2 separate regions of the Mus musculus genome follow, and region 2 is linked to region 1. The links are chromatin loops, found by intact Hi-C in ENCODE. Cell type or tissue: heart. All regions are shown on one strand.

Evidence for each region. Peaks named below come from ENCODE experiments on the same cell type or tissue, not always from the same donor. Only the 100,000 strongest peaks of a DNase experiment are listed, where the experiment ranks them.
Region 2: a loop joins it to region 1, with 2.0 times the contacts of the local background. A loop is called at or near these places in 4 of 42 quality-filtered maps.

What each region holds. Positions count from the first base shown.
Region 1 is chr4:117,117,694-117,125,693 of GRCm38, forward strand. It overlaps Btbd19 (BTB (POZ) domain containing 19), which reads right to left and starts at 7,965. Exons shown (of 8, transcript NM_001384196.1): 1 at 7,636-7,965; 2 at 6,246-6,447; 3 at 6,036-6,089; 4 at 4,526-4,585; 5 at 3,721-3,789; 6 at 3,505-3,636; 7 at 3,278-3,403; 8 at 1,526-3,168. The coding sequence starts at 7,721. The coding sequence ends at 3,034. It also overlaps a transcript of Tctex1d4 not described here. In heart, a CTCF peak has its summit at 3,644; DNase peaks (open chromatin) are centred at 2,888, 3,428, 7,198, 7,548 and 2 weaker places; H3K4me3 peaks cover 2,016 bases; H3K27ac peaks cover 3,257 bases.
Region 2 is chr4:116,700,022-116,708,021 of GRCm38, forward strand. It overlaps Mmachc (methylmalonic aciduria cblC type, with homocystinuria), which reads right to left. Exons shown (of 4, transcript NM_025962.3): 2 at 5,860-6,054; 3 at 4,486-4,638; 4 at 2,413-3,846. The coding sequence ends at 3,436. Among named protein-coding and RNA genes, the nearest start is that of Mmachc, 4.4 kb to the right of the region's middle. In heart, CTCF peaks have their summits at 3,968 (motif pointing right) and 7,163 (motif pointing right); a DNase peak (open chromatin) is centred at 3,980; H3K4me3 peaks cover 698 bases; H3K27ac peaks cover 427 bases.

The DNA.
Region 1 (8,000 bases):
CCGTAATATGATCTGATGCCCTCTTCTGGGGTGTCTGAAGACAGCTACAGTGTCTACCAAATAGTAAATCTTTTAAATAAATAAACGAATCTGTATGACACATTGATGGAAACTTTAGGTGGCCAAGGTTACCACAGACCAAAGAGCAGCATTTCAACCACAGATGCTGTCAGTGTCCTGGGCCCTTCTGTTGGTTAGAAACTAGGAACTTGTACATTTCAAAAGATTTGCCTAATAGTCACAAAGATGTGATGTCACCTTCGGAGGACAATAAATGGCTCTTGTGGGGGCCAAAGATGTTCCAAGATAAAATGGCTCTAGATTTGGAGCATTCCAACCGCCCCACATCATGTGGTCCTGATCACTTAATCAGCCTCGCAGAAGGCGCGGTTCCTTTCAGAAACATTGTTCACAGCTGTGTTGAAAGTTTTTACCCTGATTGCATGATCAGTGTGGTCCTGAAGAATGAAGGTGTCACTAAGCAAGTCCAGTCAGAGCTGAACCCCCAGGCACAGTCAGCCTTGGCCACTGATCTCATCTAGCCTGGGGTGAGAAGTTCCATACTTGTAAAGTCAGCTCAACCTGCGTAGCACCTAGCCCTACTTTACCTTCTGGCTTAGCAGCCTTTCACGGCTCCCTAGTCCTTAGCTTAAACTCAATCCCTTTCCAAGCTCCACTAGGGCTAGCCTCCACTGCCAAACACAGCCTTCTAAAAACACACCACACTTCTGGACAAGAATACTTCACTAATATTTGTATCACCATAACTTTGAACGTGTCATTTCTTCTGCCTAGGACCTGTTTTGTCTGTTTGTTTGTTTCTGAAACAGGGCTTCTCTGTGTAGCTTTGGGTGTTCTGGAACTCTGTAGACAAGGCTGGTCTAGAACTCAGAGATCTGCCTACCTTTACCTCCCGAGTGCTCAGATAAAAGGTGTGCACCCACCCCCATGGCCTGGCTCTACATAGAGTCTTCCTCGACTTCCTTTGTCCTAACCCCAAGCCATCCTTCAAGAAGAACTGGATGCTACTGAGTGTAGCAGCTCACACTGGTAATGTCACTGGTATCCTCGGAAGGCTGAAACAGGAGAACTGCTATGAGTTTAAGACCAGCCTGTGAGTTCAAGGCCAGCCTGGTGGATGTAGTGATTTCAACAATCAGGGCTAAACAGAGAGACCCTTTCTCAAAATCCAAGAAAATAAAAAAAGTAGCAGAGATGAGACCTGCACAAGGGGTAGTAATACGGCTCCTGTGTGGTCCGGCTACTGCCTGAGAGCTGTCCTGTGCTGCTCAGTCTAAATGGGGTGCTCTGCCCCTCTCTGAAAACAAAACAGTAACATTAGAAGCAACAATTTACCAAACCCAGACCCTAGGAGGGAAGACAGAGCTAGGTCCCAGTCAAGCAATTGTCAAGAGAACCAGGGAGAACAGTGGCTGCGGTCCAGGGTTCCACTCGGTCAGTTCTGTTTACCAACATTCCCAAAGTTGATTTACCAAACCAGAAACTTGAATGCTGACATTAAAGCTGTGTAACATCATGCTCAGTTTATTTTTTGAAACAGGTCTCACCTTGTAACTAACCTAGGCTAGCCTCAAACTGCTGATCCTCCTCCGTCCACTTCCCAAGTGCTGACATTTACCTATGTATGCCGCCATGCTATGCTTGCCTCGCAGAACACATGTCCAGAAGACAGCCTGCATGAACAAAAGCTTTCTATCCTCAAGGAAAAGGATGGGTGCTTTAAAGCAATCTGAAGACTCTCCAAGCTCCCAAAAATAATTTAGAGGCCGGGCGTGGTGGTGCACGCCTTTAATCCCAGCACTCAGGAGGCAGAGGCAGGCGGATTTCTGAGTTTGAGGCCAGCCTGGTCTACAAAGTGAGTTCCAGGACAGCCAGGGCTACACAGAGAAACCCTGTCTCAAAAAAACCAAAAAAATAAAATAAAATAAAATAATAATAATTTCAAAAGCCTTTTCATCACAATACAGCAAAGCTAATGGAAGCGCAGTATTAGTACAGATTAGTACATGGCTTCTAAAGTTGATGTAAAGGAAGCAAAAGCATGGAACAGGCAAGCAAGCAGCAAATTACTTTCAGTGTTCATGATCCAAAGAAGGGTGCCAGGAGTGGTCCCACTGGGCAGCCACCTTTTCCATCTTGACAGAATACAAATATTCATCTTTAATTCATAAGCAATATATTTTTATGTAAAGCCAGAATTAGGAGCGATAGTACACGCCTTTAATCTCTGTACCAGGGAGGCAGAGGCAGTCGGAGCGCAGTGAGTTCAAAGCTAGTCTGTCCTAAATAGCTCTAGGTCAGATGGGGTTACAGTGAGAGATTGTCGACAACCCATCCCACCCCCCAATAATTCTGGAACTCCCAAACGCAGAGTTTAGGATTGCTAAATCTCAAGGAAATTTTGTAGGCTGTCCTGGAAAGCAGTATGGACGTTAAAGGGCTCAGGAGGAAAAGCTTGACAATCAAAGCGATGGGACCATCATAGGGATGGATACTGTCCCCTGACAGAGAAAGGAGTGAGGGGCACTGGCTAGGGTAACAGCAGAAGAGACCCTAGAAGGGAGAAAAGGCATGAGGTAGGCAAGAATGAGGTCCGGGTTCCAGATCCGCACAAAAGATTAACACTATTTCCAGGGTTGGGAAAGATGGTGAGAAGCTCGAATTTGCGCTGAGCCTGAAGCTGATTTGTTAAAGAGGATGAGCTACATAGAGATCGCGTCATCCGAGTAGAGGGGCGTAGAGGAATGATCGACTTGCAGAATGCCGCATGAGCTTATGCAACAAAGGCCACCCTCGTTTCCGGTCTCAGGACATCACCCAAGCCACAACTTTGGGCCCATTGCGCAATCCCTACTCTTCCACAGAGGCTTAGGTTTCACTCTAGACGCAGAGCGGTCCTTCCCGTATCCGGCGGCTGAGCTTGCTGGGAGCGGAAGCCCACCTCCAACGCAGAGCACCTCGGGAGCTGTAGTTTGGGATGTAGTCAACTTCCTGGGAAGGTCCGGAAGTGGATCATTTGAAACGAAGGTCCAGAAAGCGATGGTGATCCCGGGGCCGGGTACCCCTCCGCCGGCGGCACGGCGCGCTCCGGGCCGCATCTCCTCTCCGTAGGGCGTGACACTTCCATGCCTCCACAATCTGTTCAACCTGTAGGGGAAAGCGGGTCACCACGCAGACCGAAGTCCCAAGCCTCCCGCCCTTGCTCCTCGTTCCCACGTGGCAGAGTGGATCTGAGTTTGGTTACTGGCGTCCGCACCGGGATGAGCGGTTCCCGTCGGTTCTGCTCTTCCAGGGCGCTTAGCTCCGCCGGGGCAAGCAAAGCCAGTCTCAGCTCTCGGACCACTGGAGCTGCCACCTCAGCCACGGGTTGCTCTAACACCGCCTGTGGAAGCGAGCCTTGAGCACGTGCCTGCTGCCCGCTTACAGAGTTCCCGTGGCCTGCACCGTTTCGGTGTCCTCGCCCTCCCCCCAGGTCCCACTCACGGCGCCCACGCGTGCCCAGCTTCGGGCTGCCTGGACTAGCTCAGTCTCATCCACGCAGAGCTTGTCACTGCGTAGCACAGGCAGCAGCGCGGTGGCGGACAGCTCCAGAAAGCCACGGGTGCGGAGCGCCTCCTATGGGCCGGTGTGTCGGTCAGGGCAGAGAAAAAATGGCATGGGGGGGCTACAAGTTACAAGTATAAGGATGGGGAGTTGTACCTGGCTGTGAGCTTCTATAAAGGCTATGCACCGCTCCTGTAGTGACCCCAGGCCAAAGGTTACAGCAACCTGAGAGCAGAGTATGATTAGGCTAGAGACTGAAGAAGCTGGATAACCCAGATTTGCACACAAGGTACTGCCACTGAGCACAATCTAAACAGAAGGCTAGCAGCACCTGCAGTGTCTCCTGAAAGTAGGCAAAGTGCCTTGTGCAGAGCACACAGGTGTGGGGTAGAGGAGACCATGTTCAGGTCTTTCAAACTCCATCTTTGAGCCCAAGCTTGGCTTCTAAACTCCACACCCCCACCTTTCTACTATCCATGTTTAGAATTGTTTTGTTGTTGTTTTTCAAGACAGAGTTTCTCTAGGTAACCTTGGTTGTCATGGAACTCACTCTGTAGTCCAAGCTGGCCTTGAACTCAGAGATCTACCTGCCTCTGCTTGGATTAAAGGCATGCACCACCATCTTTCAACCTCTTTTTTCCCACTCTTAATAGATCACTATGTAGCCCTGGCAGGTCTCGAACTCTGGCTTCTGCTTTCCAAGTACTGGAGTTAAAGGTGTGTGTCATCACACCTGCCTTTCCCAGCCTATTCGTCCTACATATGACCTTACTGATATACTCTGTACCCTACAGATCTGAGCACAGGCAGAATTTCTTTCATAAGCATATCCTTGAGCACATATTGTTCTTTAACAGACAGACCAGTCCGGGCTTCTGACGGAGGAGGCCATTCTATAGGCCATTGGAGGACCACATTCTAAACATCAGATTCATCCACAGGGCTGCTCATCAGTACTCACCTGCAGAGCCTCACAGACCAGCTCCACATCCAACACCTTCACCACAAACTCCAGGCAGAGCTGGGGACAGAAATGAAGCGACCTGTGTGCCGGTGTCAAGACTCCAAGTCCTATCCCAGAAACAATGGAGCTTGGAGCAATGACTCATTCAGACTCCCAGCAGCCCCAGCGCCACCTTGAGCGCCCAGATTTGGAAAACAGATGCAATTGTTCAGACCTGTAATTTAGCAAGCCCAGAGGGCCTGGAGGCCAGCAAAGCACCTTCTGGTACACTTGTCTCTGGTAAAACTCATCCAAAAACTCCAGTCTCTTCCTCCAAAAAGGCACTGGGCAGTGCCAGCTGTCCCTTCTCAGGGCCACCTACCTCTTGTGGACTGCCATTTCCTCCTCGGCCACACCCTCTGGATTTCTGCACTGATCTGACAGGCCCTTTCCTTTCCCTCTTCTCTCAGTCCCTTTCCCTTGCCAAAAACTTTCAATGAATCTCCACTATCCTTGCGTCAAAAGTCCAGGGAAGGAAGAGTTGAGACAGGGTCTTGCTGTGTAGCCCTGGCTGGCTTAGAACTCACTCTGTGGACAAGGTTAGCCCTGAGCTTAGAATTATCCTCCTCTATTCTGCCTACTGGGTGCTGGATATATAGGTACATACCACCACCACACCTGGCTGGTGCTAGGAATTAAACCCAGAGCCTATAGTATGCTAGGCAAGTGCTCTGCCACTGACCTACACTCCCAGCCTAAAGCCCCGATTCTTTTTTTTTTTTTTTTCCTTTTTTTGGACAGAGTTTCTCTGTGTAGCCCTGGCTGTCCTGGAACTCACTCTGTAGATCAGGCTGGCCTTGAACTCAGAAATCTGCCTGCCTCTGCCTCCCAAGTGCTGGGATTAAAGGCGGGCACCACCAACGCCCGGCAAGTCCCGATTCTTGAAGCACCTGTGTGAATCAGCTTCCTGGTACCCTTCCCAGCTCACCCCACACCCAAGTTCCCAGTCCACCACACAGCTAAGGAGTTCCTTGAGTGTCCTGTGACTGTAATGTCATCTTCCCACCCCTGAACAAAACCCTATTTGTTCTTCCAGCTCTGACACAAAGGTTTCCTTCTCCAAGAATCTCTCTCCACACATCAGCTGTTTGCCCATCACACTTAGACCCCTACTTTTAAGTCTAGGGTTTTGAGACTCTTACTCTGTAGCTCAGGCTAGCCTGGAACTCCTTAGGTAGTTCAGGCTGGCCTTAACCTTGCCATCCTCCCTAAGCCAGAAGCACAAAGCCTCCATATATGTTAAGCATTTTCATGTCTCTCCTTCCATTCAATCATGGGCCAAAGCCAATTCACCGTTGCACTGAAGAACCAGCCATAAATACTTCCTGTGCTCACTCAGCACACACTGAGCATGTACAGATCCTGTGTACACAGAGAGCTATCATACTCTGTGTGAGAAGGTCAGACTATGAAGGAGACGATGAACTGAAAGGCAAGGGAGACAAGATGGCTTGCCTGAGACACTCACCTCTCGAAGTTCCTCCAGCCCATATTCCACAGCTGTTGTCAGCACCTCCAGCACCTGCGGGGGGGGGGGGGGGGCGAGGAGGGAGAGGGGAGTGGCTGAGGGAGCAGAAGGGAGTTTCCCCCACCCCTCAACCCACAGCATAATGGGCATCCTTCTGACTCGGGCATCCTCATCTTCTCTCCCACCCAGACCTCTGCTTGGTAGGCTCACAGAGTGTTGGTGCAGCTTGACACTGTTGGTGTATAGGAACTCCAGCACAGCTAAGAAGGCTTCGGCAGGCACAGTGCTTAGCACCACAGGACTAGGTACCCCAGGGCCCAAAAGTCTCTGGAAGAAGTTACATCTACAGGCCAACAAGCACCGGTGGGCAAATACCTCTTGCCGTTCTTGACCAACCACAAAGCAAATATCACTGTGGAAGAGAGGGAGGGCCAGGGGAGGGGATCTCAGACCTAGATCACACTGTTGGCTTTACCTCTGTCACACTAGGGCTTCTTTTTGTGTGAGGTCAAAGCCTACATCTGGAAGACACAAGCCTGTGCTCTAGTCTCAGTTCCACTCGGTGACTTTATATCTTTGACTCTAAGACTTTTCAGCCATGATGGCAGGTCTCAAGGGAGTGGACTATGCTTGGTTCACAGGGGGCGGGGGGATGGGGGGGTAGGGGGATAGCAGAGCTCATGCAAGCCAGGTTGATGTCTCCCCAGTCTGAATCTTGGGGGAGAGGACACTCCTCTTGGGACGCCTTCACCAAATGCCAACTCAGCATTTTTACCCTTCTTCCTGTGGGAGGGTGTGAGGATGTGGGGTACAGAGCACACTGACTGCAGACAGACATGACAGTGATCACCATCATGAGGTGAGACCACATTTTCCATCTTCATAATCACTTCCGGCCCCAGCCTCTGTGTTAAGTAGGGGTAGGAGGCAGCAGCGAGCGCTTCAGCTTCCAAAGCCTCCTGCCTAAGGCTCCACTCTTCAGGCCAGACTGTGGCACCCTGTCCTCAAAAAACCGAGAATTATGGCAGTCTTAACCCTGGGGAGCAGGGCAGCCTCTGAGAGTCTGGGGATGGGAAACAGAGTTCTTGTCTCCCATGACCAGCCCTGCCCCCAGTGAACTCTATTCCTGGTTTCAGACAGCACTAGTCTCTTGGGCAAGCAGTGGGTGGTCGGAAACCTTGAACTACTTCCTGTCTGGGTCTCCGGCTCGATCCTTTGGGCTTCGTTCCTCTTATGAATCGCTAGAGCCATCCATACCTCTGTCTCTTCAAGATAAGACGTTCCAGTGCTCAGTCGAAAGCCCAATGGGGGTGAATCAAATCATAACCCATCTTTCAGGGCCGAGGGGGTGGAGGAGAAGCCAGAGAACTCAGGCATTGCCTGAGTTCACACAGCTGCCCTCCCTTCTATCTGCCACTACCCCCGCCTCTGACTCTCAGGGTAGTGTGGCCACAGACAAGTAAATTTCCTCTATAGCTGACTTCCTCACAGACTGAGTTCCCCAGGGAGGCCAAGTGTTCTTTCCCGGGCTTCCTTGCCCTTAGCCTCCTCAAATTCACAGGCCAGCTAGGGAAAACCCCCCAGGGGGCCACTGCCTCACCTGTACTGGGGGTTGTTGATGAGGCTTCGAAGTGCTGTGGAAAAGGGTGCAGCCTGCCCACGTACCACCAGTCCTGGGTTCTCCATAAGTGCAGTGGGCAGTAGGTTAAAGGGTGGAACAGTCTAGAAGGCCTAGCCAGGCCAAGAAAGACCTGAGAGGGAGGGCAGGAGCTGGAGGCCTGTTTGCCGAGGAGCTAAAATATAGGAGCAGAAAGGCCCAGGTCCTTAAAGAAGGCCTGAGGTTCAGGAAAGGGATGCAGATGCAGACAGGACCCAGAGAAGAAGCTGGGGCTAGAAAGGCCTATGATCCCGGGAGAGGCTGGTGGTGGATGAGGCCCAGGTTGGGAATCTGCCCAGGCAGCAGCT
Region 2 (8,000 bases), 420 kb before region 1:
TTTTTTTTTTTTTAAATGGGAGTTCCATGGAGTAAATTGCTTCCTCACAAGCATGTCACAGCTGAACTATCTCCAAAGCCCCTGTTTTTCTTAGAAAATTGGGTTTGAAAGGTTGAAAGGTGCCTCAGGTCTGGAGACAAAGCTTTTGGTAGAGTGCTTGCCTGGTATTCTGTTTTACTTGTTGCTGAACACAGCAACTAAAAAGTATCTGGCTTATACTTCCTGGTCACAGTCATACCTGAGGTAAAGTCAGGGTAGGACTTCAAGGAGGAACTGAAGCAGAAAATGTCCCACAGACCACTCTAATCTTGGAAATGTTTAAATTGAGGTTTCTTCTCCTGGGTGAATGAATAAATGAAAAAAAAATACTGTCAAGTTGACAGAAGTTAACTATTACGTTTAGTGTGCACAAGCCTTGTTATAACCCTATTGCCATGTAAACAAGGTGTGATAGTACACACCTGTAATCTCAGTACTAGTGAACTGAAGGCAAAAGGATCAGAGGTTCACCTGTGTGATGCATTAGGCCTGGTCTTTAAAGGGAAAAAAAGGCTTCAGTACACATACCCACACAGAAGAAAGTTTTTAGTTTAACAATATTTTAGATTGAAAAGCAGACCCAAGCCCTGCTGTCCTCTCAGCCATTGCACTGCAGTTCATGTTTGCTGGGTTATAGGCAAGTCTGGGAAAGATTTATTTGAGCTGTTTAGTGCTGGGAGGGTTGCATGGAACAGAATTTTTGCTTCTTAGGATAAATGCCTAGTGTCTGTCTGCTCTGCAAAATAAATAGGACTTGGCCAATAAGAAGTTCATTGGGTATCTTAGAGTTTTATTGCTGTTAAGAGACTCTGACCATGGCAACTCTAAAAAAGGAGAACATTTAATTGGGGCTGGCTTATAGTCATTATTTAGTCCATTATGGTGAGAAACATGGCACAGTACAGGAAGATATGGTGCTGGCTAAGGAGTTGTGAGTTCTAAGCAGAAAAAGATGTGTGTGCCACACTGGGTGTGGTTTGAGTATAGGACACCTCAAAGCCTGTTCCCACAGTGACACTTCACACCAAGACCACACTTACTGACAGTGCAATTACCTATGGCCGAGCAGTCAAAAACAGTCTAGGGACTGTGCCTACTCAAACCACCACATTAAAGATACTTGCCACATGGTGGAAGAAGAGACAATTGACTCCTTCCTACAAGTTGTCCTCTGACTTCATAAATGCACTGTGATATGCCTCTCTCCCACAAATATGAATGTAATCTAGGAGGAAAAAGGAATGACCACTGGGCCTGTCAAGTTTTAATCTCATAGATGAGTGCTAGATTAGGCTACATGGTAACACTTCGCTTGTTTGTAGACCAGAAGAATGTGTCTGACCTTTTGGGGCTGGAATGAGAAGCAGTTGTGAGCCACCTGATGAGGCAGTCTTAATTGAACTGGGTGCTTACTGAGCTTTGCTGGCCAATAAGCTCCAATAATTGTCCCCTTGTTCCCAGCAACCAAAGTATGGAACATTGGAGTTCTGGGCAGGGCACAGCAAAGTGCTTGAAAAAGTTATTAGGGCTTCTTTTTCCCTTTTGCCACTACATTTTTATATCACGGAATAAGTAACACTAACCTTGGAAATGTTACACCTACCAGTTTTCAGGATGCATTTTTAAGATTTACTATATACATGTTATATACATGTCATGTATACACATGGTCTCCCCGCACATATACCTGCGGGCCAGAAGACAGCACCAGGTCACATCATGTGATTGCTGGGAATCACTCAGGACTTCTACAAGAGTATCCAGTGCCCTTAACCTCTCTCCTTCCTGGGTGTAATTTCTTTCTTTCTTTTTTTTTTTTTTTAATAATTTATTTTAGTTTTTATTAGATATTTTTTTTCCATTTTTTATTAGGTATTTAACTCATTTACATTTCCAATGCTATACCAAAAGTCTCCCATATCCACCCACCCCCACTCCCCTGCCCACCCACTCCCCCTTTTTGGCCCTGGTGTTCCCCTGTACTGGGGCATATAAAGTTTGCAAGTCCAATGGGCCTCTCTTTCCAGTGATGGCCGACTAGGCCATCTTTTGATATATATGCAGCTAGAGTCAAGAGCTCCGGGGTACTGGTTAGTTCATAATGTTGTTCCACCTATAGGGTTGCAGATCCCTTAATACCCTCAGTAGTTTGCTTCTCCCTCCCTGTTGCAGGGTTTGGAGGGCGGGGGTGGATTCCTGTTCAAGGAAACATGATTGAGTCTGAGACTGGTCTGTCTCCTGTTTTAGTTTTCAACAAGTAAAAACAGCACATTACAATTTACCAACTAACCTCCCTGGACCCTGGGAGTGAAATTTGAAATATCAGAATTGGGAAACTATCTCTGGAATCAACAAACAGGCAAACAAAGTTGGTGGCTTTGGATATGATTGTATTCAACTACTTGTATTTTAGCTGTGATGAGAGAATATTCCTTTCTGATCCTGTAAAGTCAGGAAGTTTCTTCTGGATTCTTGGTTAGGGTTGACAAAATAATCCTATGACATCATGTCCTTCCAACATTCCAGAATTCAAAGTACATCTATTTGAGCATAAGTATAAGATTGCCTGAGCCTTTAGTAATAGCACACTGTAGGTCGGGGCAGTTTCAATGTAGTTTACTTAAATATTAATTCAGCATAGCTCAATGTGGTGGGTACCCCTAGGAGCTGCTAAATCTGTGATTCTCAGCCCCCAGGGGTTGTTGAACAACCCTTTCACTGGATTCCCTAAGACAATTGATTCATAACTAGCAAAATTATTAGGTAGCAACAAAAATAATTTTATGGTTGCGGTCACTACAACATGAGGAACTGCATTAAATGATAGCAGCTTTAGGAACGAACAGTGAGAACCATGGTTCTTAAATAGTATCTTAAGAGTACTACACAAAGCCGGGCTTGGTAGTGCACGCCTTTAATCCCAGCACTCGGGAGGCAGAGGCAGGTGGATTTCTGAGTTTGAGGCCAGCCTGGTCAACAGAGTGAGTTCCAGGACAGCCAGGGCTACACAGAGAAACCCTGTCTTGAAAAAACAAAAAACAAAAACAAAAAAATAGTAATGGGCATGAGTCTAATATTTGAAGTCAACTGCTGATTTTTGAGTCTGCCTTGGCATATGATTTATCTTGACCAATGTAAATTGAGTCTTGACTGTCTGAAGCACTATTATCAGGAAATCCTACCTAAAATAAAATGGTTTTTCCACAGTGCAAAAAATCAGCACTCTGGAGAAGACAGAGGCAGATGGATCTCTCTTAGCTTGAGGCCAACCTGGTCTGAGCTACATAGAGGAACCTTGTCTCAAAAAAACTAAAAAAGGAGAAAGTGTTTTTTTCAAAACCCAAATCCTACTTAAAATAAATCTACTATGAGTGGGATCCTGAAGGGGAAAAGTTATCAAGGGCCTGGGGATACAGGTGGTGAGACACTTGGACTCAGCCAGCTTCGAGCTCTCCTGGAATTCTGAGGTTTAGTAAGCAAGGAAAGAGGAAGCTCAGATGTAGTGCTAGGGTGTTCTGAGGGTTGGGCTAAGCCTAATAGGGCCAAGCGTTGGGCAGGTGGGGTGGAAAAGTAGATCTTCTGTTCTTCGGAGTACCGTTCTTCAGGAGTCACAGCATCACGGTAAGTCCAGTCCCGCCAATGGAAATTGAAACCTTCAAGCAGAGTGATGCGGCCAGCTCTTGTAGGCACACAGTCAGGGGGCTTTCTGGGTGGCAAATTTGGCACTTCAATCCCTGGCAGCAACATAACCCCTCGGATGGCAAACCAGCCCCCAAATCGGGGGTGTATGCACACACCTGCTATGTGCTGGGGAGAGGACAAAGAAAAAGCAGGGTTACAGAGGTCATTTTGACACTAGGTTCAACGACTATTGGAAACTTTTTATCCCCCAAGTATGGGTATGAGTGTTTTGCTTGCATGCAAGCAGTACCCACAGCGGCCAGCAGAGGGTGTCAATCTAAAAACGAGTTGCAGATGGTTCTGAGCAGCCACGTGAGTGCTTGGGATTGAACATGGTTCATACAAAAGCAACAAATGTTCCTAATCTTTTTCTAATTCTTTCCCACTCAGTGCACACTCATTCCATGCAGAAGGCTCTGTCCCTTCTATTAAATTAAGAAATCTAGGGCTGGAGAGATGGCTCAGTGGTGAAGAGCACTGACTGCTCTTCTGAAGGTCCTGAGTTCAAATCCCAGCAACCACATGGTGGCTCACAACCATCTGTAACGAGAACTGATGCCCTCTTCTGGTGTGTCTGAAGATAGCTACAGTGTACTTACATACAATAAATAAATAAATCTTTAAAAAAAAAATCTAGCCGGGCAGTGGTGGGGCACACCTTTAATCTCAGCACTTATACAGACCTTATATTGTAGGGGATCCTTTAGGAGCCTTTACTATCCTTTCCCTTGGTCCCCACCCACTCATTCACATTCACTCTCTAACCTGGGTCCCCCATGGGTCTGCATCCACATCTTGTCGTTGGTAGTAATAAGCAGCACCTGCCACATGGGCTGCTGTCTGGGCGAGAATCTTAGGTCGCCGATTGGGGTGTACCTCATAGTCAGCAATGACTTCCATATGCACTTCTGGAAACTTCTGGAACAGAATACAGGGCGCTTGTTAGCATGATGGGAGTCATGATTTTGTTCTAAGTCCTAAGTTATGTATTAATATGCCTTCTGTTTTTATAAGCCCAAGGGGATTTTTTTGTTTGTTTGTTTGTTTGTGTGTGTGTGTGACCGGGTCAGAATGACCTTGAACATGCTTTATATATCTAAAGATGATCATGAATTCCTGATTCTCCTGCCTCTATCTCTCTACTGCTGGAATTCACCATTAAATGTCTGTTTGAAGGAAAAACAACTTTAACCTAAGGAGCTACAAAGTGAAGGATTTTAGAGTTTCTCTGCCCCCTCAGAAGGGCCTGTGCTTGAAAGGAAATATAAAAGCCTTGCTCAGAAGCCTCCATTATAGGAGTTATTGAGTTGTCTGTGGCAATTCTAGAGTGGAAAGACCTAGAATGTATATGTAAAGATTTATGTGTATATAAATGAGTACAGGCTGGGAAATAGTCTTCTGCCTTCAAAGGCTCCACAGACAGCATAGAACCCAATGACTAAAGTCAATGACCAATGACTAAAGATGTTGGATTACTAATATTCCAACATCTTTAAGATTAAGACTAGAGGGGCTGGTGAGATGGCTCAGTGGGTAAGAGCACCCGACTGTTCTTCCGAAGGTCAGGAGTTCAAATCCCAGCAACCACATGGTGGCTCACAACCATCCATAATGAGATCTGACTCCCTCTTCTGGAGTGTCTGAGGACAGCCGCAGTGTACCTACATATAATAAATAAATAAAAACAAAGGAAAAAAAAGATTTGTAAAAAGATTAAGACTAGAGGTTCCTCTAGTTGTCTATCAGTGTAGTCACCCTACGAAACTGATTTCAGATGGGGAGTCTGCTAAAGGAAAGGGTAAAACCTGGGTGTAAGAAGTTGCAGAATAGGGGGCTGGTGAGATGGCTCAGTGGGTAAGAGCACCCGACTGCTCTTCCGAAGGTCCGGAGTTCAAATCCCAGCAACCACATGGTGGCTCACAACCATCTGTAACAAGATCTGACCCCCTCTTCTGGAGTGTCTGAAGACAGCTACAGTGTACTTACATATAATAAATAAATAAATCTTTAAAAAAAAAAAAAAAAAAAAAGAAGTTGCAGAATGTCAGGGCTCCTAGCCCTAAGGCTAGATTGTGCCCTAAGCTAGGTCAACAGGGAAGCAGATGTGGATTTGGGAGTTGAAGGAAAGTTCCACATTACCTCTGTAACACTCCTCAGGTGGTAGGACACACATTGATCCACCGGGTCTCTCAGTGTTTGGAAGTGGCAGCTCTTTAAGAAGGGTTTGAGGGCTCTGTCAAACATAGCAGGTGTGCTGAGTACCAGGAAGGCCAGGGTAGGTCCTGGGAAGGGCAAGTGGAAGGCTGGAGGCAGGAGTTCATTGTACCACGCCACCTGGAACACAGAAAGCTCAGGCAGTTGGATCTCTGAGTTTGAGAACAGTCTGGTTTACAGAGCAAGTTCCAGGACAGCCAGGGATACACAGAGAAGCCCTGTCTTTTTTTTTTTTTTTTTTTTTTTTTTGGGGGGGGGGTGGGGAGAATTAAAAAAAGAAAAAAGAAAAAGAAAGAAAGAAGCTGGGCGTGGTGGCGCACGCCTTTAATCCCAGCACTTGGGAGGCAGAGGCAGGTGGATTTCTGAGTTCAAGGCCAGCCTGGTCTACAGAGTGAGTTCCAGGACAGCCAGGGCTACACAGAGAAACCCTGTCTCGAAAAAACAAAACAAAAAAAGAACCCCATCCCCCCGCCCCTCTCCCCCACCAAAAAAAAAAAAAAAGGAAAGAAAAAAAGAAGGAAATGCACTAGGGGAAGGCTTGAGAGATTAGTAGGAGAGAGGTTGGGCCTGGCCTTACATATCAACTTAAAAACTATGGCACCAACTTGGTGAAGATGAGGAGTCATTTAACCCTTAAAAGAATAAAGTGACCAATAATTGCATTACTAAGATCTGGTTGCGCTGTAGAGAATGGATTGGAGCCAAGATGGCAGCAAGGAGATTATAATAATTCATATGTGAGAAGTGTTCTGGGATATAGGATAGGTTGGTGGGCTAAAAACAACAACCTGTGTTTGGAAGATTCAGGTGATATTCATGGTGGCTGTTGGATATAGGACTGGAAAGGTGAGTAGCAAGACCTTAGGAGACAGGCGGGGCTAACTCTGCTCAGTATAATAGTTCCTATTATCCAGACTAGACACACACAAGTTTAAAATAAGATGGGGTCTCACTATAGCTCTGGCTGACCTGGAGCTTGCTATGTATATCAGGCTGGTCTGGAAGACTCGGCCTCCTGAGTGCTGGGGTCAAAGGCTTCAGCCACCATGCCTCACATTCACATAGGCACTTCTATTCTTTCCCATATCTGCCTTCCATCACTACCTTCCATCACTGCCTCCAAATTCTGACTTTTAAAAAAAGATTTAGTTACTTATTTTATGTATGTGAGTACACTGTAGCTGTCTTCAGACACACCAGAAGAGGGCATCAGATCCCATTACAGATGGTTGTGAGCCACCATGTGGATGCTGGGATTTGAACTCAGAATCTCTGGAAGAGCAGTCAGTGCTCTTAACTGCTGAGCTCTCTTTCCAGTCCCAATCTGACTCTAGAATGTACATAATTCTCCTCTCCTTTCAATCCATCTTTTCATATACATTTCTCTGTTTTTGTGCTGGTGACTGAGATTTGCAAATGCTAAGCCAGCACTCTAGCTAGCTAGCCATCCACCTATCAGATAAATTTCTGATAGATGGATAGATAGATATACATCTCACTTAGTTTTATAGCCTCAGCTTTCAATTTTGTTTTTGCCTCATTACTAGGAATTGAACCCAAGACCTCAAGCATGGCTTTCAAACTAGACTTAACTTCTCAATAGTATCTTCTTACAAGTCTTCCCCTGGAAAGCTCAATGGCCTAGGAATCTTAAGATAGGCCAAAGGACACAGGCGGATTTTAGTTTGTGTCTTAAACATAATTTTGTTCACTCAGCACTGTGGGAGGAAAGTGTGGAATAGGGCGGGGCTGGGTGGGGTGGAGAGGGACTGTGGTTACAGAGACTTCTGTACCAGGCGAGCGTGAGGAATTTCTATGCTCAGTCCCGTATTGATGGCAAGCAACACCATGAATTAGCCTTCTGTTGGCTGGCCGAACAAACTAGCCAATTGTCTCTTGTTCAACATTAGGAATACTCTTCTCTCTTCATCTGATCGAGTACACTGTCACACCAACCTTCCAAGTTTTGACCTCTTCTAATTCCTTTGGAAGAATCTGATGATCCCGCCCACACCGGGAGACCGTTTTCTGGTAAATTATAATGATGACAGGTTAGGGGATCTTGG